Regions from separate parts of the Homo sapiens genome. Here region 2 is linked to region 1. A link is an interaction called in ENCODE POLR2A ChIA-PET data of the cell type or tissue named here. Cell type or tissue: HCT116. All regions are shown on one strand. Each heading gives the region's core, and the rest is flanking DNA. Links, peaks and the distances in the headings are about the cores only.

Evidence for each region. Peaks named below come from ENCODE experiments on the same cell type or tissue, not always from the same donor. Only the 100,000 strongest peaks of a DNase experiment are listed, where the experiment ranks them.
Region 2: POLR2A ChIA-PET joins it to region 1 with 5 read pairs; 3 of 35 experiments call an interaction of 5 or more read pairs at or near these places.

What each region holds. Positions count from the first base shown.
Region 1 is chr21:46,169,338-46,179,222 of GRCh38, forward strand. All of the region lies in intron 2 of SPATC1L (spermatogenesis and centriole associated 1 like), which reads right to left. Among named protein-coding and RNA genes, the nearest start is that of SPATC1L, 10 kb to the right of the region's middle. RefSeq lists enhancers at 853-1,353, 1,354-1,854. In HCT116, for the core only: no CTCF peak of the experiment used is centred there; no DNase peak of the experiment used is centred there; H3K27me3 peaks cover 871 bases.
Region 2 is chr21:45,965,666-45,982,244 of GRCh38, forward strand. LOC101928796 (a long non-coding RNA gene) reads left to right here and starts at 7,305. Exons shown (of 2, transcript NR_109931.1): 1 at 7,305-7,511; 2 at 8,429-9,288. It overlaps COL6A1 (collagen type VI alpha 1 chain), which reads left to right and starts at 16,105. Exons shown (of 35, transcript NM_001848.3): 1 at 16,105-16,282. The coding sequence starts at 16,186. LOC105372841 (a long non-coding RNA gene) reads left to right here and starts at 12,840. Exons shown (of 3, transcript XR_937803.3): 1 at 12,840-13,044; 2 at 13,542-14,187; 3 at 15,625-15,901. RefSeq lists silencers at 4,750-5,044, 7,683-7,752 and enhancers at 8,013-8,062, 8,372-9,172, 15,863-16,579. In HCT116, for the core only: a CTCF peak has its summit at 8,125; DNase peaks (open chromatin) are centred at 8,136, 8,406, 8,786, 9,276 and 1 weaker place; H3K4me3 peaks cover 2,089 bases; H3K27ac peaks cover 2,554 bases.

The DNA of each region.
Region 1 (9,885 bases), core at 5,886-9,885:
TCTGTGGATGGGGAGGAGCCCCCTGCTCTGTGAGCATCCTCTGTGGATGGGGAGGAGCCCCTGCTCTGTGAGCATCCTCTGTGGATGGGGAGGAGCCCCTGCTCTGTGAGCATCCTCTGTGGATGGGGAGGAGCCTCCTGCTCTGTGAGCATCCTCTGTGGATGGGGAGGAGCCCCCTGCTCTGTGAGCATCCTCTGTGGATGGGGAGGAGCCTCCTGCTCTGTGTACATCCTCTGTGGATGGGGAGGAGCCCCCTGCTCTGTGAGCATCCTCTGTGGATGGGGAGGAGCCCCTGCTCTGTGAGCATCCTCTGTGGATGGGGAGGAGCCCCCTGCTCTGTGAGCATCCTCTGTGGATGGGGAGGAGCCCCTGCTCTGTGAGCATCCTCTGTGGATGGGGAGGAGCCCCCTGCTCTGTGAACATCCTCTGTGGATGGGGAGGAGCCCCCTGCTCTGTGAGCATCCTCTGTGGATGGGGAGGAGCCCCTGCTCTGTGAGCATCCTCTGTGGATGGGGAGGAGCCCCCTGCTCTGTGAGCATCCTCTGTGGATGGGGAGGAGCCCCTGCTCTGTGAGCATCCTCTGTGGATGGGGAGGAGCCCCCTGCTCTGTGAACATCCTCTGTGGATGGGGAGGAGCCCCCTGCTCTGTGAGCATCCTCTGTGGATGGGGAGGAGCCCCTGCTCTGTGAGCATCCTCTGTGGATGGGGAGGAGCCTCTGCTCTGTGAGCATCCTCTGTGGATGGGGAGGAGCCTCCTGCTTTGTGAGCATCCTCTGTGGATGGGGAGGAGCCCCTGCTCTGTGAGCATCCTCTGTGGATGGGGAGGAGCCTCCTGCTCTGTGAGCATCCTCTGTGGATGGGGAGGAGCCCCCTGCTCTGTGAACATCCTCTGTGGATGGGGAGGAGCCCCCTGCTCTGTGAGCATCCTCTGTGGATGGGGAGGAGCCTCCTGCTCTGTGAGCATCCTCTGTGGATGGGGAGGAGCCTCCCTGCTCTGTGAGCATCCTCTGTGGATGGGGAGGAGCCTCCTGCTCTGTGAGCATCCTCTGTGGTCCAGGAGGAGCCTCCTGCTCTGTGAACATCCTCTGTGGATGGGGAGGAGCCTCCCTGCTCTGTGAGCATCCTCTGTGGATGGGGAGGAGCCTCCTGCTCTGTGAGCATCCTCTGTGGTCCAGGAGGAGCCTCCTGCTCTGTGAACATCCTCTGTGGATGTGGAGGAGCCTCCTGCTCTGTGAGCATCCTCTGTGGTCCAGGAGGAGCCTCCTGCTCTGTGAACATCCTCTGTGGATGGGGAGGAGCTTCCCTGCTCTGTGAACATCCTCTGTGGATGGGGAGGAGCCTCCCTGCTCTGTGAACATCCTCTGTGGATGGGGAGGAGCCTCCTGCTCTGTGAGCATCCTCTGTGGTCCAGGAGGAGCCTCCTGCTCTGTGAACATCCTCTGTGGATGGGGAGGAGCCCTCTGCTCTCTGAACATCCTCTGTGGATGGGGAGGAGCCTCCCTGCTCTGTGAGCATCCTCTGTGGATGGGGAGGAGCCTCCCTGCTCTGTGAACATCCTCTGTGGATGGGGAGGAGCCTCCTGCTCTGTGAACATCCTCTGTGGATGGGGAGGAGCTTCCCTGCTCTGTAAACATCCTCTGTGGATGGGGAGGAGCCTCCTGCTCTGTGAACATCCTTTGTGGATGGGGAGGAGCCTCCTGCTCTGTGAACATCCTCTGTGGTCTGACGCTGGGCTCAGGTGTGTTCACTTTCTTTGCTTTCCACACCAAGGGGGAGGGTCCATGCCCACCAACACCTCCTGGCCCCACACCCTCATGAGGACTGAATATTCCCCAACCAGGCTGATGAGGTCATGTGGCATTTCCCCAATCCCTGGCCAAATTTAGCTTATCTATGCCTTTATGGCTTATGAAATTCTATTCTACCTCCATGTCATGTGTATTCTCCTAGCAATAAAGCAAATACATATTAGAGAAAGTGTTCGGAGCCATATCAAAAAATTATACCTTAAAATGTGCCTACTGGAGCTTGCAGTGAGCCAAGATCGTGCCACTGCAATCCAGCCTGGGCGACAGAGCAAGAATCCATCTCAAAAAAAAAAAAAAAAATGTGCCTACAAAGGAACCAACTAATCTTCCCTCTGAAATGTTTTCCAAGGAAAAAAAGTTCGAAAGAAGCAAAGTCATCAGCGTGTGCCCGGCCTCCTGCCACGTGGGAGGCCTGGAGTCCTCAGGCTTCACAGACCCCCCACCCCAGACACTTTTCAAATTATAAAAGAATATTATGTACAATTATGTATTAATTAAAATTTCAATAAAAGGAGATAGCCTGGAAAATTACTTTCAAGTGACTCAATAAGAAGTAGAAAACCTAAATGAACCAATACACAAAGAAGGAAAATCTAAAAGTTATGAAATGATTATTCCCCAGAGGGCTGCAGGCCTGGATGGTCTGTGGGTGAGTGTGCCAAGTTCCCAAACAAGTCATAATCCCGACATCATACAAATGAGGCTGGAACCGTAGAACAGGTTAAAAGATGCTCAATTAGGTTTCAAAATTTGTCACAACTCTGATGTCAAATTCCTACAAAGATAACCCCCAGAAAAAAAAAAAAAAAAAAAAAAACCATGGCCAGGCCAAAAATAATTGCACAAAGTCTCATCCAAACATGATCAAGAACACACAGCACGAGGCAGGAGTGTGCACAGAGCATGAGGCAGGAGTGCAGAGCATGAGGCGGGGGATGCACAGAGCATGAGGCAGGAGTGCAGAGCATGAGGCGGGGGATGCACAGAGTGTGAGGTGGGGGATGCAAAGAGCGTGAGGCGGGGGATGCACAGAGCGTGAGGCGGAGGATGCACAGAGCGTGAGGCGGGGGTTGTGCAGAGCACAAAGCGGGGAGGTGTGCAGAGCACAAGATGGGGGTGGAGAGCATGAGGCAGGGGTGTGTGCAGAGCACGAGGCGGTGGGGTGGAGAGCAAGAGGCAGGGTGTGCAGAACCCAGTGGCTGTGCAGCGTAGCAAGATACCAGATACGGTCCCTGGCAAGAAGCTGAGATACCTCCACTGGTACAGAGATAGGCTCACAAACACCGAACAAGATGAGCCATTTCTCAAATTTTCTGTTTTCCAAAAATAAGAACAGGAAGGACTCTTCCACAGCATCCAGCCTGTGCAAACCTCCCTCCTCTGGGCAGATGGGACCGTTGGTCCTTCCCACAGCTGGTCAGGAGGACCAGGATGCGGCCAAAACCCTCTCTCACCTTCCCTGGAGGAGGCCCCATGAAAGTCAAGGCCAAGGCCCGAGTTCTGAGTAATAAGGACAAAGACAGAAATAAGAAGTTCATGTGGATTGGAAGGGCGGGATGGCCGGCCAGATGCAGCCAGATGATACAGCTCCCACGGAGGGCCTGAGATGACTGGTGAGCTTCTAACACATCTTCAGAGGGAAGGTGCTGAGGGCAGATGGAGGGAGCACACAGAAGCTGGGCTGAAGGGGAGAAAGCTGGGAACCTGCCTGGGACTACTGAGCACTGGTGCTCATTTTTGGACCCACAACAGCTCTGGGGAAATGGGGGAGTTAAACGGGCAAGGAGCAACCCACTGTTGCCATGGGCCTCTGGAACCCCAGCTGGGGGAGACCCCTTGCCCACCATGGACACTCTAGTTGGCAGGGAGAGCTGCTTAGAGAAGTGATGGGGGCAGCAGCCAGCTGAAGCAGAACCCAGAGGGTCTGGTGCAGGAACACAGCCAGGGACGGCCGTCCCCCAGGCTTGATTTGCTCCCACAGGAGACTTTGGACCTAGGGGAACTGTCAGACCTGTTCTCTGCAGGGTGGTCTTACCCATCAGATGGGACCAGTCCAACCTGAGCACCCCTTCGTCTGCTGGCCTCTCCTGGGGCCCCAGCCTGGCCATGCCTGCTTGCAGGGCAGTCTTGGGTGCCCTGGGGGTCTTCACCATAGCTTCTGTGCCAGCAGACTGTGCCTGGCCAGTGGAGAGCTCCAGTGAGACAGCCCCGACGGCCACACACCAGCCTGCCTGCTCCCTCCTCATATTGTAGCTTCCCCTGGGCCCAGGCAACTCCCCACATCACTCTGCTGATGTCTGCACAGGTGGGTTTTGATTTCCTTCCCCCACCAGCATGCAGGAGTCCAGTGGGCCTCCCCTTTCCCTACAGACTTCCATTGCAGGTGAAGCCTTGGCAGACACAGAGCCAGCAAGCCCCATACCCGCCAGAACCCTGCCTTTGACCTAACACTGAGCAGAGAACAGTGGATCCTCCCCCACCCTGAGCGATCACTCCTGCTTGCAGGGCACAGAAAAGGCACCTAGACCTGTGCCAACCAGCACCCCACCCATGCCTATAGTACCTCCAGAGTAACTGCACACAGTCTCCAACAGGAGCCCCCCATCCCCACCCCAGCTGCTTTGCCTCCACCACTGTGGTGAACCCCCACAGGAAGGCAGGCACTCTGCATCTGCCAGCCACTCTGCTGTAGCTGCAGTACCTCAGCCCCCCAGTGCAGTGGATTCCAAACCTCAAGGAGCCAGAGAACAAAGTCAGGGCCCAAAACAAGTCCCCCAGAGCTAGAGCATGCAGAGTCCAGGAGTTGGCAGCTGGGCACTGGCCCCTTAAATATTCCATAAATGAAGCCAGTTGGCTGAATCCACCTTATACCACAATCAAAACCTCAAGGTCATCAAACAGACCAGGCATGGTGGCTCATGTCTGTAATCCCAGCACTTTGAGAGGCTGAAGCAGGTGAATCACTTGAGGCCAGGAGTTCAAGACCAGCCTGGCCAACATGATGAAAACCCATCTCTACTAAAAAATAGAAAAATTAGCCAGGCATGGTGTTGGGTGCCTATAATTCCAGCTACTTGGGAGGCTGAGGCAGGAGAATCACTTGAACCTAGGAGGCAGAGGTTGCAGTGAGCCGAGATTGTGCTACTGCACTCCAGCCTGCCTGGGAGACAGAGCAAGACTCTGTCTCAAAAAACAAAACAAAAAAAAAAAAAAAACAGAATGGCAAGCTAGATAAAGAACCAAGACCCATTGGTATGCTGTCTTCAAGAGACCCATCTCACATGCAATAACACAAATAGGCTCAAAATAAAGGCATGGAGAAAAATCTACCAAGCAAATGGAAAACTATGATTGCAGGGTTGCAATCATAGTTTCTGACAAAACAGATTTTAAACCAATGAAGATCAAAAAAGACAAAGAAGAGCATTACACAATGGTGAAGGGCTCAATTTAACAAGCAGACCTAACTACACTAAATATATATGCACCCAACACAAGAGCACCAAGATTTATAAAGCAAGTTCTCAGAGACCTTCAAAGAGGCTTAGACTCCCACATAATAATAGTGAGAGACTTCAACACCATACTGACAGTATTACAGATAATTGAGACAGAAAATTAAAAAAGATATTCAGGACATGAACTCAGCACCGGATCAAATGTACCTGACAGATATCTACAGAACTCTCCACCCCAAAACAATAGAATATACATTCTTCTCATTGCCACATGGCACACACTCTAAATTCAATCACATAATTGGAAGTAAAATACTCCTCAGCAAATGCAAAACAACTGGAATTATAACAAACAATCTCTCAGACGACAACGGACCCAGTTAGAAATCAAGCCTAAAAAATTCACTCAGAACCACACAATTACATGGAAATTGAATAACCCGCCCCTGAATGACTTTTGGGTAAACAGTGAAATTAAGGCAGAAATCAAGAAATTCCTTGAAGCTGATGAGAACAAAAATACAACATACCAGAATCTCTGGGACACAGCTAGGGCAGTGTTAAGAGGGAAATTTATAGCATTAAATGTTCACATCAAAAAGTTGGAAAGATCTCAGTCAAACAACCTAACATCACAGCTAAAAGAACTAGAGAATTAAGAGCAAACAAATCCCAAAGCTAGCAGAAAACAAGAAATAACCAAAATCAAAGCTGAACTGAAGGAGATTGAGACACAAAATACTATTCAAAACATCAATGAATCCAGGAGCTGGTTTTTTGAAAAAATTAATAAAATAGATATACCACTAGCTAGACTAATAAAGAAGAAAAGAGAAAAGATTCAAATAAACACAATCAGAAATAAGGGATATATTACTACTGACCCCGCAAAAATACAACCAACCATCAGAAAATATTATGAAAACCTCTATACACATAAACTAGAAAATCTAGAAAAAATGGATAAGTTCCTGGACACATACACCCTCCCAAGACTGAACTAGGAATAAATGGAATCCCTGAACACACCAATAACAAGCTCTAAAATTGAGTCAGTAATAAATAGCCTACCAACCAAAAAAAGCCAGGACCAGATGGATTCACAGCTGAATTGTACCAGATGTACAAAGAAGAGCTGGTACCATTCCTGGTGAAACTATTCCAAAAAGTTGAGGAGGAGAGTCTCCTCCCTAACTCATTCTATGAGGCCAGCATCATCCTGATAACAAAACCCGGCAGAGATGCAACAAAAAAAGATAACTTCAGGCCAATATATTTGATGAACATTGACGCAAAAATCCTCAACAAAATTCTGGCAAACCAAATCCAGCAGCACATCAAAAAGCTTATCCACCACAATCAAATAGGTTTTATCCCTGGGATGCAAGGTAGGTTCAACATAAATCAATAAATGCGATTCATTACATAAACAGGACTAAAGCAAAAACCATATGATTATCTTAATAGATGCAAAAAAAGCTTTCAACAAAATTCAACACCCCTTCATGTTAAAAACGCTCAATAAACTAGGTATTGAAGGAACATACCTCAAAATAGTAAGAGCTATGTATGACAAACTCACAACCAACATCAAAACTCAACCCCTCAAAACTTGGCACAAGACAAGAATGCCCTCTCTCACCACTCCTATTCAACATAGTATTGGAAGTCTTGATCAGAGCAATCAGGCCAAAGAAAGAAATAAAGCCCATCCAAATAGAAAGAGAGGAAATCAAACTATCCCTGTTTGCAGATGACATGATCTTATATCTAGAAAATCCCATAGTCTCAACCTAGATTCTTAAGCTGATAAACAACTTCAGCAAAGTCTCAGGATACAAAATGAATGTGCAAAAAACACTAACATTCCTATATACCAACAACAATCAAGACAAGAGCCAAATCAAATGGAATGAACTCCCATTTACAACTGCCACAAAAAGAATAAAATGCCTAGGAATACAGCTAACTAGGGAGGTGGAGGATGTCTACAAGGAGAACTACAAAACACTGCTCAAAGAAATCAGAGATTACACAAATGGGAAAACATTCCATGTTCATGCATAGGAAGAATCAATATCATAAAAATGGTCATACTGACCAAAGTAATTTTATAGAGTCAATGCTGTTCTTATTAAAATACCATTGAGATTAATCACAGAACTAGAAAAAAACTGTTTAAAAATTCATATGGAACCAAAAAAGAGCCCGAATAGCCAAGGCAATCCTAAGCAAAAATAACAAAGCTGGAGGCATCACACTACCCAACTTCAAACTATACTACAGAGCTACAATAACCAAAACAGCACGGTACATAGATCAATAGAACGGAACAGAGAACCCAGAAATAAGTTTGCACACCTATAACCACCTGATCTTCAACAAATCTGACAAAAACAAGCAATGAGGAAAGGACTCCCTATTAAATAAATGGTGCTGGGATAACTGGCTAGCCATATGCAGAAGACTGAAATTGGACCCTTTCCTTACACCATATACAAAAATCAACTCAATATGGATTATAGACTTAGATGTAAAACTCAAAACTATAAAAACCCTGGAAGACAACCTAGGCAATACCATTCAGAACATAGGGATGGGCAAAGATTTCACAACAAAGATGCTAAAAGCAATTGCAACAAAAGCAAAAATTGACTAATGGCATCTAATCAAAGAGCTTCTGCACAGCAAAATAAACTATCAACAGAGTAAACAGCAAACCTACAGAATGGGAGAAAATTTTTACAAACTAATGCATCTGACAAAGGTCTAATATTCAGCATCTATAAGGAACTTAAAGAAATCTACAAGAAAAAAACAAACAACCCCATTAAAAAGTGGGCAAAGGACATGAACACTTTTCTAAAGACATACATACAGCCAACGAGCATATGAAAAAAGGCTCAACATCACTGCTTATTAAAGAAATGTAAATAAAAACCACAATGAGACACCATCTCACACCAGTCAGAATGGCTATAATTAACAAGTCAAAAAACAACAGATGCTGGCAACGTTGCAGAGAAAAAGAACGCCTATACACTGTTAGTGGGAGCATAAATTAGTTCAGCCATTGTGGAAGACAGTGTGGCGATTCCTCGAAGACCTAAAAACAGAAATACCATTCAACCCAGCAATTCCATTACTGGTTGGGTTCCATTAATGGTACCCAAAGGAATATAAATCATTTTATTATAGAGACACATGCACGCATATGTTCACTGCAGACTATTCACAATAGCAAAGACACGGAATCAACTTAAATGCCCATCAGTGGTAGATTGGATAAAGAAAATGTTGTACATAGACACCATGGAATATTATGCAGCCATAAAAAAGAAAGAGATCAGCCGGGAGCAGTGGCTCATGCCTGTAATCCCAGTACTTTGGGAGGCCAAGGCAGGTGGATTACCTGAGGTCAGGAGTTCGAGACCAGCCTGACCAACATGGTGAAAACCATCTCTACTAAAAATACAAAATTAGCTGGGCATGGTGGTGCATGCCTGTAATCCCAGCTACTTGGGAGGCTGAGGCAGGAGAATTGCTTGAAATCGGGAAGCGGAGGTTGCAGCGAGCCGAGATCGTGCCATTGCACTCCAGCCTGGGCAACAAGAGTGAAACTCCATCTCAAAAAAAAAAAAAAAAAAAAAAAACCAGAATGAGATCATATCCTTTGCATGAACATGGATGGAGCTGGAGGCTATTGTCCTCAGCAAACTAATGCAGGAACAGAAAACCAAATGCCACATGCTCTTACTTATAAGTGGGAGCTAAACAACGAGAACACGTGGACACATAGAGGGGAACAACAGACACTGAGACCTACCAGATGGTGAAGGGTGAGAGAAGGGAGAGGATCAGGAATAATAACGAATGTACTAGGCTTAATACTTGAGTGACAAAATAATCTGTACAACAAACTCCCATGACACAAGTTCACCTATGTAATAAGCCTGCACTTGTACCCCTGAACTTAAAAGTTTTTTAAAAAAGAAATACATGGCCAGGTGCAGTGGTTCATGCCTGTAATCCCAGCACTTTGGGAGGCCGAGGTGGGTGGATCACCTGAGATCAGGAGTCCAAGATCAGCCTAGCCAACATGGCAAAACCCCATCTCTACTAAAAATACAAAAAGTAGCCAGGCATGGTGGTGTGTGCCTTTAATTCCAGCTACTGGGGAGGGCAAGGCAGGAGAATCGCTTGAACCCAGGAGGCAGAGGTTGCAGTGAACCAAGATGACACCACTGCACTCCAGCCTGGGCAACAGAGCCAGACTGTGTCTCAAAAACAAACAAACAAAAAACCATTTACTCCTGCCTTCTGAATCAATGATTCTATTTTTTAAAAATAAATCCAGCTGGACAGTGGCTCAAGCCTGTAATCCCAATGGTTTGGGAGGCCAAGGTGGGAGAATTGCTTGAGCCCAGGAGTTTGGGACTGGCCTGGGCAACATAGGGAGACCCTGTCTCTACAAAAAAAAAAAAAAAATTTTTAACTAGCCGCTCATGGTGGCAAGCACTGTAGTCCAAGCTACTCAGGAGGCTGAGGTAGGAGGATTGCTTGAGCCCCAGAGGTCGAGGCTGCAGTGAGTCATGATCATTGCCACTGCACTCCAGCCT
Region 2 (16,579 bases), core at 7,371-11,370, 200 kb before region 1:
CTGTTGAGAAGGGATGATTGTATTTTGCAATGTGAGAAGGACATGAGATTTGAAGGGGCCAGGGGCAGAATGATAAGGTTTGGATCTGTGTCCCCACCAAATCTCATATCGAATTGTAATCCCCAGTGTTGGAGATGAGGCCTGGTGGGAGATGATTGGATCATGGGGGTGCATTTCTCATGAATGGGTTAGTACCATCCCCTTGGTGCTGTTCTCATGAGAGTGAGTGAGTGAGTTATCATGAGATCTGGTTGTTTGAAAGTGTATGGCCCCTCTTGCATCTCTCTCTCCCTCCTGCTCCAGGAACATAAGATGTGCCTGCATTCCTTTTGCCTCCTGCTGTGATTGTAAGTTTCCTGAGGCCTTCCAGAAGCAGAAACTGCTATCCTTCCTGTAGAGCCTGCATATGTGAGCCCATTAACTTCTTTTTAAATAAATTACCCAGTTATGGGTATTTCTTTTTTTCTTTTCCTTTTTTTATTTTTATTTTTTTTTTAGATGGAGGTTTGCTTTTATTGCCCAGGCTGGAGTACAGTGGGGCAATCTCGGCTCACCATGACCTCCGCCTCCCGGGTTCAAGTGACTCTCCTGCCTCAGCCTCCCCAGTAGCTGGGATTACAGGCGCCCACCACCATGCCCAGCTAATTTTTTGTATTTTTAGTAGAGATGGGGTTTCACCATGTTGACCAGGCTGATCTTGAACTCCTGACCTCAGGTGATCAGCCCACCTCAGCCTCCCAAAGTGCTGGGATTACAGGCATGAGCCACTGCACCCAGCCAGTTATGGGTATTTTTTTCTACAGCAATGCGAGAATGGACTAATATAGATGGCATCTCAAATAATTAAAGCAAAGTTGGACTTTTTAATAAATGGTGCTGGGACAACTCAGTAGCTATTTGGAAAAAGTTAAAATGGGTTCCATACTGTGGCATTAGATGGGTATATATTGGTGTTATGATATATATAAATGGGTATATATTGGTGTTATCACATATATAAATGGGTTTTCATCCATGGTTCCTGGCTCATGCCTCCCCTACCCCTCGTTAGTCTTTTGTTACAATGTCGGGTGTGTTGGGCCACAGGGGAGGCCTCTCACCTTCTCCTGTCCTTCACTCTAACGTCCCCACCTTGCTGACTGTGGGTCTTAAGACCCTCACCTGAGAGGGTCCCACCCTAGACCCTGGGGAAAGGAGTGTTGATGTCATGAAGCTTCTATAAAAGCCCACGAGAACAGTGTTCAGTGAGCTTTTGGAGTTGAATACATGGAAGGTCCTGGAGGGTGCTGCCCGGGGAGGACATGGAAGCAACAAGCCCCTCCCCCTTCCCTCCCCCTCGGCCTCTTCATGCGTATCCTTTGCAACATCCTTTATAATAAGCTGGTAATGTACATAAGTGTTTCCCTGGGTTCTGTGAGCCACTCCAGCAAATTAATCAAACTCCAGCTGGAAGCTGGTTGGTCAGAGGCTCCAGAGGCCCACACTTGCCACTGGTGGGAAAGAGGGAGTGGTCTTGGGGACGGACCCCTTACACTGTAGGAGGTGAAACTAGCTCTGGGCAGGCAGCGTTGGAACTGAATTAGAGGTGCCCGCTGCCTGATGTGTGGGGAAACCTCTGCACATTTGGTTGCAGAAGTCTTCTTCCATGTTGACGGTTGTTGTGGTGTGAGAGCAGAGGAGAAACAGGGTTAGAGTTTCCCCGGCACACACACCTCACACCATACACAAGAATACACCCCAGTGGATTTGGGATCTGAATGTAAAAAATGAAACAAGTACTAGAGGAAATACAGGTGAATTCCTCCATACCCTGAATATGAGGAAAGATTTTTCTAGGAATCAAAACAAAAGATTAATTTGACTACATGAAAATAATAGCATTCTGCATGGCCCAAAACACCACAAAGGCAAAGGAAAATTGAGAGACGAGGAGAAGGTGTGTGCTGCACAATCACAGATGCATAGCTAATATTCCATATATTAAAAAATTCAATATTTGAGGGGGAAAACATCAAAAACTCAACAGAAAAATGGGCAAAAGACATGAAACATGAATAGATCATTTCTCCAAAAATGTATAAAAATGATCTTTAGGCCGGGCGCGGTGGCTCACGCCTGTAATCCCAGCACTTTGGGAGGCCGAGGCGGGCGGATCACGAGGTCAGGAGATCGAGACCATCCCGGCTAAAACGGTGAAACCCCGTCTCTACTAAAAATACAAAAAATTAGCCGGGCGTGTTGGCGGGCGCCTGTAGTCCCAGCTACTTGGGAGGCTGAGGCAGGAGAATGGCGTGAACCCGGGAGGCGGAGCTTGCAGTGAGCCGAGATCCCGCCACTGCACTCCAGCCTGGGCGACAGAGCGAGACTCCGTCTCAAAAAAAAAAAAAAAAAAAGATCTTTAATTATATGAAAAGTTGTTCAACTTCATTTGGAATAAGAAATAAAAATTAAAACTACAGTGAGAGGTCCTCTCCAATCTCGTGTTGTGACAGTTACAGTATTGATGAGGCCGTGGCCTCTCACTGGCTGACGACTCCAAGCTGCACAGCCGTGCGGAAGGCAGTTCAATCCGATAAAACTCCGTGACCCAGCAACTCCACGTTACGAATTCACACCGAAGAAAACCTCCAACGATAGGAAGACTTGTAGGCACAAGGTCATTTGATGCAGTATAATTGGTGGTTGTGAAATACCGGAAAAAATTAAATGCTCCTGTGTAGACGTGTGTTGGCTAAGCTAAGGTACTGCCACATAGTGCCTTCATGCAGCTGCACAGAGAATGAGGATGGTCTCTATGACCCAACACGGAGTGATTTCAATGTATGTTGTTAAGTGATGAAAAAAGGCAAAGAGCAAAAGATTATAGTAGGCTATTTGGGGTGAGAAAAAAGAGAAATAAGAAAATAATATACATGCATCATTTTACTTTTGCAAAAAGAAACACAGAAAGGCTAAATGAGAATTGAGAATGTCTGGTTGCCTCCAGGAGGTGGGTGGGGCAGGGCAGAAAGGAGGGGGAGACGGGAGTGACCACTGCGTGAGCAAACCCTTCTGTAACTCCAAACTTCAGAACATGTTATTGTCTCCCCTACTCAGAAACTAATAACTGAAACCAATAAGCGTGGGGAAACAAAATGGAATCGACACTCATTTCATTTCAAATGGATAATATAAGCACACTGGATGCAAGGGAAAGGGGAGGATAAGACATTTTTTAACAGGCCAGGCATGGTGGCTCATGCCTGTAATTTGGGAGGCCAAAGTCGGCGGATCACCCGAGGTCAGGCATTCGGGACCAGCCTGGCCAATATGCTGAAACCCTGTCTCTAGTAAAAATACAGAAATTAGCCAGACATGGTGGCAGGCACCTGCAGGTGCAGGTGCAGCTACTTGGGAGGCTGAGGCACGAGAATCGCTCAAACCCAGGAGGTGGAGGTTGCAGTGAGCCGAGATAGCACCACTGCACCCCAGCCTGGGTGACAGAGCGAGACTCTGTCTCAAAAAAAAAAAAGAAATTTTTGAACAAAGTATTTTGACCATGTACTCATAGGCCAAAGATCCCTCAAAATTATAAGTAAATATTATAATTGTATAATTATCTATTTATATATAATTATATTATTAAAAAATTATAAATAAGCTCTACACAGTAGGTTTGCTTTTCACACAGGTAGGGATTAGCAACCCTGAAGCTGCTTTCTGTGTATTCTCGGATGCAGCAAATAGACAATTACACTGTGGCTGGTGGGGGTCTGGTCTCCACTCTCTGAAAAGGTGTTACAGTGGCGGGAAGGCAGCCAAGCAGACACACAGGTGTGCATGGGTCAGTGGTGTTACAGACTGACTGTGTCCCTCCCGTGTTCATATGTCAAAGCCCTTAAGCCCTAATGTGAGTGCATTTGGAGATGGGACCTGTAAGGAGGTAGTTATGGTTAAATGGGGTCATAAGGGTGGGGTTCTAATTTGACAGGACTGGTGTCCTTCTCAGAGGAGACACAGAGATTGTTCTCTCTCTGCAAGTGGACAGAGAAGAGGCCATGTGAAGAAATGAGAAGGCAGCTGTACGCAAGCCAGGGAGGGAGGCCTCACCAGAAACCAACCCTGACAGCACCTTGACCTTGAACTTCTAGCTTCCGGAACTATGAAAAAATTAGTTTCTGTTATGGAAGCCTCCCACGGTATGGCATTTCATTACAGCAGCCCCAGTACACTGAGGGATGGTAGCTGGAGGTCAATAGATGAATAACAAAATTAGACGGATGATAGACAGGGATATCATTGTCCGTCTTAAATTACCAGACTCAGAAAATATGATTAAGCATAGAGTTTACTGGAGCCCAGAGCTTAAGGACAGCCACCTGGGAGCACAGGTTCAAGCTGCCCTAAATCGAAGCTCCCATTAGCAGCAGCCTCTGACTCCCGCCCGAGGGCCCCCAGCACTACTGTGGAATTCCGGCCGGAACACACAGCCTGGACCTGGTCATGAGAAACGGCCCCACAAGCCCAACTTGAGATGCATTTTACAGAATAAGTGGCTTAAACGTCTCAAAAACGTCAAGGTCAGGAAAGGTCAAATTAAAGGAGACAAAGAGGTAAGAGAATAATGTAACAGTGAGCCAGCACCATTCCTGCCTCTGCAAAGGGGAAGGTGAGGGGATTGTTCCCATTATCAGGGGAAAGGGGTTCTCAGGAGACCTGGAGAAACGCCCAGGCGTAGCCTGGCCTGGGGCAACTGGAGCCGACCACTGCAGTGGGCTCTGGCAGGCACTGCGTCTCCCCCGAGGTCTCTGCTGAAAACAACGACCACGGAGGCCCTGATGCCTCCTACCTGGGCTGTGACCCTGGCCTAGGGCTCCTCGCACCTCCTGCACCCCACAGCCTCCGGGCCAGGCTCCGGCTCCCACCCAGTCCCTGCAGCCAAGGGAAGCCGCTGCCTGCAGGCCTGGAGGGCTCCCTGTTCCAGCTGCTCCCTCACTGGCCTCCGGCAGGGTCAGGACAGAGAGGGGGTGGCAAATCCACTGACCCCAGCGGAAGCCTCGCCAGAGTCTCCCAGGCACCGGTGGACCCAGGCATCTGGGGCCAGCGGGGAGGCCACGGAAAGGGGACAGTGCTGGCTCTGGGCCCCTCGGGGGACCGTCCTGCACTGGTGCCCATGGGCAGCAGAGGGCGCCCCTGACCATCCCTCCATGGCGTCCGCAGGAGCCTCACCAGCCTCAGGGTCCAGGGGCACCCACCCAGCTGTCAACCTAGCTGTCTGGAGTGAGCTTCAGTGGGAGGGGAGGAGGGGGCCTGCGATTGTGCAGGGACGAGGCTGGGGGAGCAGAGACTCCAGAAACCGTGTCCCACACCCCGCACTGCCCCTCACTGTGCAGCCCCAGCCTCCCTCCTAGAGCCCCCCAGCTGCTAGGCTGTGACAATTGCTTGTGTATCTGGACCCAGCAGGCTACAGGTCACTGTGACCTTGGGGCCTGGGGTCCCAAAGCCAGGCTGCCTGCCCCCGTTTCCCCCACCGCCATCTCCAGAGCCACCATCACCAGTTCTGCCACCCTCGGCCCTCCCTGTCACTGCAGGGCAGCCCTGGACTCGCTCAGACCCTGAGTTCAGACCCTGGGGTGCAGAGGCTGATGGCCCGGCGCTGGCCTCCTGAGCCCTCCTCACCCCTGGGCACTCACTGAGTACTGGGCCTGCTCTCCTGAGGGCAAAAGAGCACCCAACCCCTCCCCCAGCTCTGAAACAACCCTCAGATCCTGATGCTTTTGGGGTCACATGTTTGGGGAGGGAACTGGCAGTAGCCCAGGAGCCCTAGATCACGGAGGTCACCCTGCTGAACGCGAGGGTCTCTGCCTCCCAAGGGTGGGGACTCCAGAGGCCGGGCACCTGGGAGGGCCTTGCTCTGGGCCCTCCGGCCTGGCTGTGGCTGGCACCCTGGGACCCCAGACCCAGCCCAGAGCAGGGATGGCTGCGTCTCGCTCCCAGTTTGTCCTGATCCCAGAGCCTCCAGCCACAGCTCCGTAAGGTGGGCACTGAGATGGCCCTGAGGCCTGGAGGCCCTGAACGGAGATGAGGTCTCTTTCCACAGACCAGCCGCGTTCCCACCGCACCCTCTCTTTGGGGTTTGATTGGCCCAGGGAGTGTGAGTGTTCCTGAGAAGCCCAGATGTTACCCAGGCACTCGGCCCCAGGCTCTGTGACTCCCATGTGGGGACAATGGAAACCAGATGCTGGGAAGCTGGGCTGGGTGGGCGGGCCCCTGGCAGCTGTGTGCTGCGTCCATCTGGACTGGTCTCTGAGCCCCGGGCCTGTGGACCTCGGCCTCATGGGAGCCCCAGCTCTGTCACTGTTACTCCCTCCATCAGCTCCCACCGACAGAGTGGACATTCTCTTGACAACTTGAGAAAACGGAGCTTCTGGGAGCCTGTGTCCCGACCCGAGCTCAGGCAACTAGTGGGTGACAGAGCTGGGACCGCACCCAGTTCTGACTGCCCCAGCTTTCCTGGCACATCCAGCCTGGGGTATACCAGGCAGGATGCCAGCAGTTTCTCTGAGCCACGGTGTGGTCAGGCAGAGAGACGGAGGGTCTGAGTGGCCCCCTACAGATGCTGTGGTCCTGCGTGGAAACCCTCTGGGTGTCTGAGGAGTGGGGTGATGTGGGACTGTGACCACCCATGTTCAGCTCCCTGCAGAGTGGCAAGGAGCCCCCCGCCCCCGTCTCTCTGGGACCCAGCCGGAGTGGGGGCTGCTGGTCTGTAAGGGATCCTAACCCTTTCTTCCCTACTGCCCCAGCCTCGTTAAAACTGCTGCATGCCGGCGGGTGAGCGGGACATGGGGCAGCCCCCGCAGCTGAGCTCCCCACTGCCGGGGGAGGGCCTGTGTGGAGCTCCGAGACCAGGTCCTAGAAGCCCCTGGGCCCTGCCCTGCGCTGCGAAGGGAACCGGGTGTCTGAGCATGGGGCCGGCAGGACCGACAGCATCGGGGCTTGAAACCCAGTGCTCGGGAGCCCGCCCCTCCCCCCACGACCTTTTGGGCCCAGAAGCCATGATGGGGGCACAGAGGAGGGAGTTTCGGGCCCCGGCCCGGGGTGCGGGGTCTCACACAGGGACCCCAGGTCTGAGCTGTGCCACTCGTGCAGCCCTGGCCCTCCGCAGCCTCGGCAACCCCACCCGAGGGCTCCCACTGCTGCCCACAGACATCTCAGGGTCTCCCGGGCCGGGTCAGCGGCGCCGGAACAGGGTCTCCCGGGCCGGGTCAGCGGCGCCGGAAGTGATTCTCGTCAGCAGGAATGCGCTGGCTGCCCGGGAGCCTTCAGGGTGGGCTCTGGGGGCCAGGTGCGGCCTCAGCGCCGTCCCTTCCCGGGAAGCCTCCTCCCTGGGGTCCACGCCGGCTCCTGCTGGCTCCCCCATTCCGCTGAAATCTGAGGAAAAGGCTCTGGGAACGCAGCCAGACTCCCCCACAGCTCAGACGGCTGTAAAGAAATATTCCTGCCAGATGTTCAGAGGCGGAGGCCAGCATGAGGTAACGGGAAAGGCTTAACCCGTCCAGCCCCGCAGCCTCGCAGCCGCCTCCGGGGCCCAGCTCTAGGGGCTGCGGGCCCCGTGCCGTGGGGGACGTCCCTGCCGCGTCCGTGTCCCGGGGGCCGGGCCTGCCTGCGGCGGGAGCCCACCCCGTGCGGTCAGACGGGCTCAGAGCGCTCTTCTGCAGTCTCCAGCCCTCCCTGGAGGGCGTGTTGGACCAGCCCCTGATGGGCGCCCGGGAGCCACGGGATGGGGCGTGATGCCAGCCTGGGAGAGGGATCCACTCGGGGGTCCTCAGGAGGCGGTGCCAGCCCCCGGCATGGCTTGGGGGAGCCTCTGTGTTGCCAGCGCTGGGCAGCCCTGGACCCCCCGCCACCCTTTGCCTCACGGGCCCTGGGTTTCAGGGCAGTGGCCTCTCAACCCAGCGAGATCACAGCGCCATCGAGACAGTCTTTCAGTCTTTTTTTTTTTTTTTTTTTTTTTTTGCGTCTCTTTGAAATGACAGTTCCCAGAACCAGAGCTTCTATGGCGGATTCTCACCAGAAAATGAAATTCTCAGCTTACAGGCAACGGAACAAAATGAAATCAGGCCAATGCACGCGGCCCCGGGAAGCACCAGGGGGCCTCAGCGAGCTCCTGAGTTTCACACTCAGTGCGGGGGTTTCCGCCTCAGCCCCTCTTAGCGGGAGTCACTAAAGGAAACGCAGAGAGGGCGGGAACGCAACCCCAGCACCCTGCGGCTCCCGCCACGGGGTCGCGCCCTCCCTCTGATATCCAGAGCCTGCGGCTCCCAGAGGCGCTCCCGGAACAAACCGGGGCGCGCAGAGCTTTCTTCGCCGCTGTCTGGGGGCCGCAGGACTGTCCCAGGGCCCGTGATTGACGGACCAGTCCCCGGCATTGAGCCTTGTGTCTTTCCAGTTACAGGCGATGCTGCCGGAAACGTGTGTTTTCCTATCTAGGAGTCAGTCTGTCGCAGACCGATTCCTGGATCGCCGAGGTCGCCCACTCTCCCCAGAAGCCTGCTCCCTCCCGACCCGACCGGTGGGAGGCCGCGTCCCCGACGCTTGCCAGGAGCCCCGCCTGCAGCCGAGGCGTCCTCCCCGCGCCGCGGGCTCCTGTGGCAACGGCCGCCTCCCGGCTGGCCTCTTTTCTGCCTTCTGCCTTCCCGTTGGCGACTGGGGAGGCCCGTGGTCAACGAGGCCCCAGCGATCACCTGGGGGACGTCCTGTAGGGAGAGCCTGACTCACAAGGACCAGTGTTGAGCCGTCGCACCCCCGCTTGGGACCAGGATGGGCTGCACTTTCCCCACCCGCGGCCCTGGGACCCGCCCCACCCGAAGCCCGGGGAGATCCAACCGCAGGCTGCCTCCGGCCAGCGGACTCATTCACACTCCGCAAACAGGCTGGGGCCAGACGCCGCCCTGCCCTAGGTGCCCAGCAAACACGCGGGCCAGCCAGACCCCTGGACCTTCACAGGGAGGAGGAGATGGAGATGGGTTCACCCCCCACAAAGGAGGGAGGGGAGGGGATGGCCGCCATGCCCAGGTGCCGGGACAGGAGCCGAGGGCCGCGTGCACCCCTTGGGCCCTTGGAGGGGCCGGCATGTGCCTCTCTGTCCCTGTGCCACTTCCACTGGCCGTACAGGGCCACCACCGCGGAAACCGCATGTGTAACCCCTGGAAACAGGGTCCTCCTTGATGAGTCATGTTCTAAGTTGGGAGGAAAATTCACTGGATAGTGGAGGCAGTAGAAAGAAATAAAAAAAGTCTTTGTTCCACAGATGCTTGGAGGGCTTGGGTCCTCGGTGTTTATAGTGGGTGCCGCCTTCCAACACCACACCCTGGGAGGGAGTCGCCGGACGGCGTTCCGGAAACTCCACAGTCACTGGGGAGGGGGCACGGACAGCCCCCACCACCTGCCCTCCGGGCACAAACGCAGGGCCTGTCCCCTGCCCGTGGGCGCAGCTGTCCTGCTCCCTCCCCGAAGGCACTCGGACTTCTGTGGAAAAAGAGCTTATGGGATGGAAAATCCCTGGATGAGTTTCCTCCCAGCCTTTCCTGGGGGTGGAGGACAGACCTGCAGCCCCGAGCGAGCTCCTGCCAGCGCCTGGAGAGTGGAGGGCGGGGCCCAGTCTCAGCACTGCAGCCGGGCCCTGCGGGGCTAGAAGCACCGTCCCCTCCGCCGTCCACCCTCACTGCGTGGGTCTCGAGGCCTCCTTGTCTAGAAAATTTCCCCAGCTGGGGCCTGGGTTTTTGGAGCCCATGGAGGGCAGGTCCTCCACATCTCGGGTGCCCTGGGTAGGGCAGGGAGGCGACTGACGCGTGGCGCAGAGCTTGGCCGGCCGTGGTGATAGGAGAGGGGGTGGCTGAGAGACCTGGGAGGAAAAAGATTTTTAAAGGGGGAAGTGGGACCCTGCCTTGGGGCTGGGGTTGGGAGTTCCGTGTGGGTGTGGGTGGGGAAGTATCGGGGGACCTGCCCTGATAATCACGTAGGTTCTTTTCTATTTTTCCTAAGCGTCGGCCGGCTTGAGAAATAAAGGGACAGAGTACAAAAGAGAGAAATTTTAAAGCTGGGCATCCGGGGGAGACATCACACGTTGGTAGGATCTGTGATGCCCCACAAGCCGCAAAAACCAGCAAGTTTTTATTAGGGAGTTTCAAAAGGGGAGGGAGTGTGTGAATAGGTGTGGGTGACAGACAGCAAGTACTTAACAGGGTAATAGAATATCACAAGGCCAGTGGAGGCAGGGCGAGATCACAGGACCACAGGACCGAAGCAAAATTAAAATTGCTAATGAAGTTTTGGGCACCACTGTCACTGATAACATCTTATCAGGAGACAGGGTTTTGACATCAACCGGTCTGACCAAAATTTATTAGGTGGGAATTTCCTCTTCCTAATAAGCCTGGGAGCGCTATGGGAGACTGGAGTTTATTTCATCTCTGCAGCCTCAACCATAAGAGACAGGCCCACCTGGGGGGGCTGTTTATAAGCCAATACCTCCAGGTGCGTATTCTCTTTCTCAGGGATATCCCATGCTGAGAAAAAGAATTCAGCGATATTTCTCCCATTTGCTTTTGAAAGAAGAGAAATATGGCTCTGTTCTGCCTGACTCACCTGCGGTTAGAGTTTAAGGTTATCTCTCTTATTCCCTGAACAATTGCTGTTATCCTGTTCTTTTTTCAAGGTGCTCAGATTTCATATTGCTCAAACACACATGCTGTACAATTTTTGTAGTTAACACAATTATTACAGGGTCCTGAGGCAATATACATCCTCCTCAGCTGACAGGATTAAGAGATTAAAGTAAAGACAGGCATAGGAAATCACAAGGGTATTGACTGGGGAAGTGATAAGTGTCCATGAAATCTTTACAATTTATGTTTAGAGATTGCAGTAAAGACAGGCATAAGAAATTATAAAAGTATTAACTTGAGGAACTAATAAGTGTCCATAAAATCTTCACAATCCACGTTCTTCTGCCGTGGCTTCAGCCGGTCCCTCCATTTGGGGTCCCTGACTTCCCACAACAGGGGAGGGGGTACGGTTGGTCCAAAAGGGGAAGGACAGAAGCGGGGCCTGGGCCAGCAGCCCTGGGGCTCCCACCAGCCACCAGCAGCACTGAGTCTCCTCTGCAACTTTCCCTGTGGACAAAGGCAGTTTCCTGGGATGGTCTTTCCTTCCCGTTCCACCACTTTTATGGGTTTAAGAAAACCACTAACACAGGACAGCGGTGGATAATTCCCCTTTTCCCCGCGCTGACGTTTGGAGGCACCAGGGCTCCTCAAGGTGGACTGGGGGGCTCCTCTCCCTGAACGCAGGGTCCTGATGGGGGTGGGGGTGGGGGTGGGGGTGGAGGGCAGGCAGGTTCCAGAAACAGCCCTGCCCTCCCCTGCCTCCCGGGACAGCTTCCTCCACCAAGCCCACCTCATGCTCCATCCTCATCCCCTCTTAGCCAGGTCCTGCTGGAAGAGGAGGCTCGGGTCCACCCGCAGGAGTCAGAGAGGCCCTGCCAGGGACACTGCACATTCAAGGCCCTCTCCTCCATCCTTCTTCCTCTCCCTCCTCCCACCCTCTCCCTCCTCCCACCCCCTCTCCCCTCCTCCCATTCTCTCCCTCCTCCCACTCTCTCCCTTCTCCCACCCTCTCCCTTCCCACACCTGGAGACTCAGATCCCCCCAGGGCTGTGGACGACTGGCACAGTGGGGTAAGTCCTGCTCCCCACAGCTGCTTCTGGGATCCCAGACTGGGCCCAGAGTCCCCATCCACAGAAGGGCCGGCAGGCCTGAGAAAGGACAGCCAGGTCGCCAGGGAGGGGATGTGGCTCGCCCCCTTCTTCCCTTTCTCTGGAAGTGCATTTACCTCCCCCCACACACAGGCGGGGTTGCAGGGCCCTTCCCAGCCAGACCCTGCAGTGCAGCTCTCTGGGAGGCCCCCCAGGGCAGTGGTTTCCTGGCTCTGTGCTTCCTAGGATCCTGGAAGCCGACTGGGCTGGGGTTGGGGGGTGGAGCCCCATGGGAGAAGGATCTCCTGCAGGAATGGCCTGGATGGGGGCTTGGGGGTGGACATGTGCCAGAGACACCTGGGTAACTTCAGGAGAGAGGAGGGAGGGGGAGAGAGGAGGGAGGGGGAGAGAGGAGGGAGGGGGAGAGAGGAGGGAGGGGGAGAGAGGAGGGAGGGGGAGAGGGGGGGAGAGAGGAGGGAGGAGGAGAATAGGGGATGGGAGAGAGGAGGGAGACGGTGAAGGGGAGAGTAGGGAGCCGGAGAGGAGAATGAGGACAGGGGAGAAGAGGGAGGGGGAGATGAGGAAAGGGGGAGGGGAGCAAGTGTGAGAGGAGGGAGGGGGAAAGGAGGGAAGGGGGAGAGGAGGGGACAGGAGAGAGGAAGAAGGGGGAGAGGAGTGAGTGTGAGAGGAGGGAGGGGGAGAGAGGGGAAAAGGGGGAGAGGAGGGAGGGGGAGAGGAGGGAAGGGGGAGAGGAGTGAGCATGAGAGGAGGGAGGGGGAGAGAAGTGAGCGTGAGAGGAGGGAGGGGGAGAGGGGACAGGAGAGAGGAGGGAGGGAGACAGGAGTGAGCGTGAGAGGAGGGAGGGGGAGAGGAGTGAGCATGAGAGGAGGGAGGCGGAGAGGAGGGGACAGGAGAGAGGAGGGAGGGGGACAGGAGTGAGCGTGAGAGGAAGGAGGGGGAGAGGAGGGAAGAGGGAGAGGAGTGAGCATGAGAGGAGGGAGAGGGAGAGGACTGAGCGTGAGAGGAGGGAGGGGGAGAGAAGAGAAAAGAGGGAGCAAAGGGGACAGGAGAGAGGAGGGGGGGAGCGGAGGGAGCTCACCCGCTGTGGGTGGGGCAGGTTGTGGAAATCAGCCCCATGACAACAGTAAGCTCAGCCAGGACTGGGATTCAGGATGTTTTATTTTCATGCTTTATGTGGTTTTCATGTTCTCCCTGAGACATAAGCATCACTTACAATCAGAAAAGATCCCTGATGAAAGTGCATGAAGGAACACAAAGCAGGCGACTGCACGTCTATGAACACGCTCACGGTACGGTGCACAGAGCAGGCGACAGCACGTCTATAAACACACTTATAGCACGGTGGCCACGGTGGCTCACGCCTGTCATCCCAGCACTTTGGGAGGCCGAGGAGGGCGGATCACCTGAGGTCAGGAGTTTGAGACCAGCCTGGCTAACATGGCGAAACCCTACCTCTACTAAAAATACAAAAATTAGCTGGGCATGGTGGCATGTGCCTGTAGTTCCAGCTACTTGGGAGGCTGAGGCAGGAGAATCACTTGAACCCGGGAGGCGGAGGTTGCAGTGAGCCGAGATTGTGCCACTGCACTCCAGCCTGGGCGACAGAGCAAGACTCCATCTAAAAAAAAGAAAAACGCTTAAGCAGAAACACACTGAAGTATTAGCTCTGAATCCCACTCGGTAGTGAAACTAGATGTTGCTTTATGATTTTAAAAAATTCGCTATGATGAACATGTATCTTCTTCATAAGAGAAAGAGTCAAGTTTACTCTGAGTCATCATTGCAGATTTCCTGTGAAGCAGAGGCACCTCTGGGCCCCACCCAGGCCTGGGACCGCCCTGAGCCTGAGCCCCTCACACAGTGCGGCCCCAGCCCTGCCTCGGAGAAGCCCAGGCCAGGATGAAGCCTGGGACCGGGGGAGGAGTCGGACCGCGGCCCTGGAGCTCAGGATGCTGCAGCCTGGGGTGTCGGCGTTATTCCCACGCATCTCCACAGCTCCCGCCGCACCCACCCCGCGGACCTGCTGGCGGAGCCGGTGGTATACTGTGAACTGACTTATGAAACCACCTCTGCAAGGCAAAACAGGCCATTGGCCACTGGGCCCCGTGAACCTGTCCCTGGGCGTCCGCATCTCTTCCATCTTACAGACCGTGTGTCAGCCACCTGCTGCTGTGTGCCTGTGGTGGGACCCTCACTGCAGGGAATGCTGCATTCTTGGTGTTTGCTTACACAACGTGTTCCTATTTCCTTTCCCAAATCTGCAAGCACTCCTTGCAGATAAAACAGCTCAGACTGGGAGAGGCCAAGAGAACACGGAGGTCCTGAAGCCCCCTGTGCTTGAGTCAGGAGCCCAGAGGCTGGTGCCACAGCTCCAAGCAGGCAGCACCAAACCTCAGCACCCACAGCCACAGTGTGGATGACATCAGTGGCAGGTAAATTGACTGTACAGTAAGTGTACAAGGCCAGGCACGGTGGCTCATGCCTGTAATCCCAGCACTTTCGGAGGCCGAGGCAGGAGGACCACTTGAGTCCAGGAGTTCGAGACCAGCCTGGGCAACATCGTGAGACCCCCATCTCTACAAAACATACAAAATTAGCTGGGTATGGTGGCACATGCCTGTGATCCCAGCTACTCGGGAGGCTGAGGTGGAGGGATCACCTGAACCCAGGAGACTGAGGCTGCAGTGAGCTGTGATGAGGCCACTACGTTCCAGCCTGGATGACAGAGTGAGCCCCTTAGATAATAATAATAATAATAAGGAGGAGGAGGAGGAGGAGGAGGAGGAAAAGAAGGAGAAGTACTTTACAACTTCTGTAACGTAGGTGTGGGGAAAATATTGAAGGCAATCCAAAAACAGTCACTGTGGAGTTGTGGAATTAAGTATCAATTTTAAAGGTTTTTTCAAATGTTTCTTTAACATGGTTTTTGGTATGAACAATTTGTGTACGTTTTAAAATTATAAGACATTTAGGCTGGTGTTAGGCAAGTCTCAGCAGCTCCAGCTTTGGGAAAGCTCTTCTGGGACCTTCTGTGGGCCAGGGATGCATCTGGCCACATCTGGAGCCCACCCCCAGGTGATATCAGGGACAGCCCCTCTCTCCTCTCTCTGTCTCTCTTTCTGTCTCTCTGTCTCTGTCTCTCTGTCTCTGTCTCTCCGTCTCTGTCTGTCTCTCCTCTCTGTCTCTCTCTGTCTCTGTCTCTCTGTCTCTGTCTTTGTCTCTCTCTGTCTCTCCTCTCTCTGTGTCTCTGTCTCTGTCTCTCTCTCTGTCTCTCTCTGTCTGTCTCTCTGTCTCTCTCTGTCTCTGTCTCTCTCTGTCTGTCTCTGTCTCTCCTCTGTCTCTCTGTGTCTGTCTCTCTGTCTCTGTCTTTCTGTCTCTCTCTCACTGTCTCTGTCTCTCTCTGTCTCTCTGTCTCTGTGTCTCTCTGTCTCTGTCTCTCACTGTCTCTCTCTCTGTCTCTGTCTCTCTGTCTCTCTGTCTCTCTGTGTCTCTCTGTCTCTGTCTCTCTGTCTCTGTCTCTCCTCTGTCTCTCTGTGTCTCTCTCTGTCTTTCTGTCTCTCTGTCTCTCTCTGTCTCTGTCTCTCTCTCTGTCTCTGTCTCTCCTCTGTCTGTGTCTCTGTCTGTCTCTCTGTCTCTGTCTCTCTGTCTCTCTCTCACTGTCTCTCTCTGTCTCTCTGTCTCTGTCTCTCTGTCTCCACACACAGCATATATAACAACTATATTGTGAGCAACTTTGTCTTCCCACGGTACAAACTGAAATATCTTTGGCAAATACGTATCCGACTATACTGTGAAGAAATATTGACGTGAAAAAAGAACGCGGAGATCTGATAAAGCAACAATTCAGCTCACGGCGAGGTCCTCTGCAGGAGGCGGTTGGTGGGAAGAGGCGAGTGAGCCTGCCCGTGCGTCCCGCATGGAGACGTCTGGATTGGAAACTACCGAAAGATGTTTCAAGGAACTCTCCCTGGGTGACACGCTGGTTTTCAGACGTTTGATTCAGCTGCTGCAGTTTCCTCCTCCCTGACACGGGAACTGAACTGCAGGCCGCGGCGAGCCAGCCAGGGAAACCGCCTTCTCCCTGGGCTCGGAGCTGCTGCCGGTTCTGGAGGGAGAGACCCCAGCAAGGAGGTGGTGACTCATGGGCCGCTCCTCCCCGCCCCGCCCCGCCCCTCCCCTCCCGCCCCGCCCCTCCCCTCCCGCCCCTCCCCTCTCCTCCCGCCCCTCCCCTCCCCTCCCCTCTCCTCCCGCCCCGCCCCTCCCCTCCCCTCCCGCCCCTCCCCTCCCCTCCCGCCCCTCTCGCCCCGCCCCTCCCCTCCTTGCCCTCCGCTCTCACTCTGGCTGGGAGCAGAAGGCAGCCTCGGTCTCTGGGCGGCGGCGGCGGCCCACTCTGCCCTGGCCGCGCTGTGTGGTGACCGCAGGCCCCAGACATGAGGGCGGCCCGTGCTCTGCTGCCCCTGCTGCTGCAGGCCTGCTGGACAGCCGCGCAGGATGAGCCGGAGACCCCGAGGGCCGTGGCCTTCCAGGGTGAGTGGTGGCTTGGGGTGCAGGCTCCAGACCCCCCGCTCTTTGCTGCCGGCCAGGGCCAGATGCGCGGGGTCCCCTCCCACGCGTGGAACTGCAGACTGGGGGCCTGGAGCCCCTGAACCCCACTCCCCGCTCGGGGCGGCTGCAGCGCCCAGCTCTGCCCCACCGGGCCTTGGCCGGGGCCCCTAGAGGCTCAGCATTCAGCATTCTCAGCGGGGCCGGACCGCAGGCAGCTCGGGAGGGGCTCCCTGGCGAGGGGGAGCTGGTGCGGGGCTGTCTCGGCGCCCCGTGAATCCG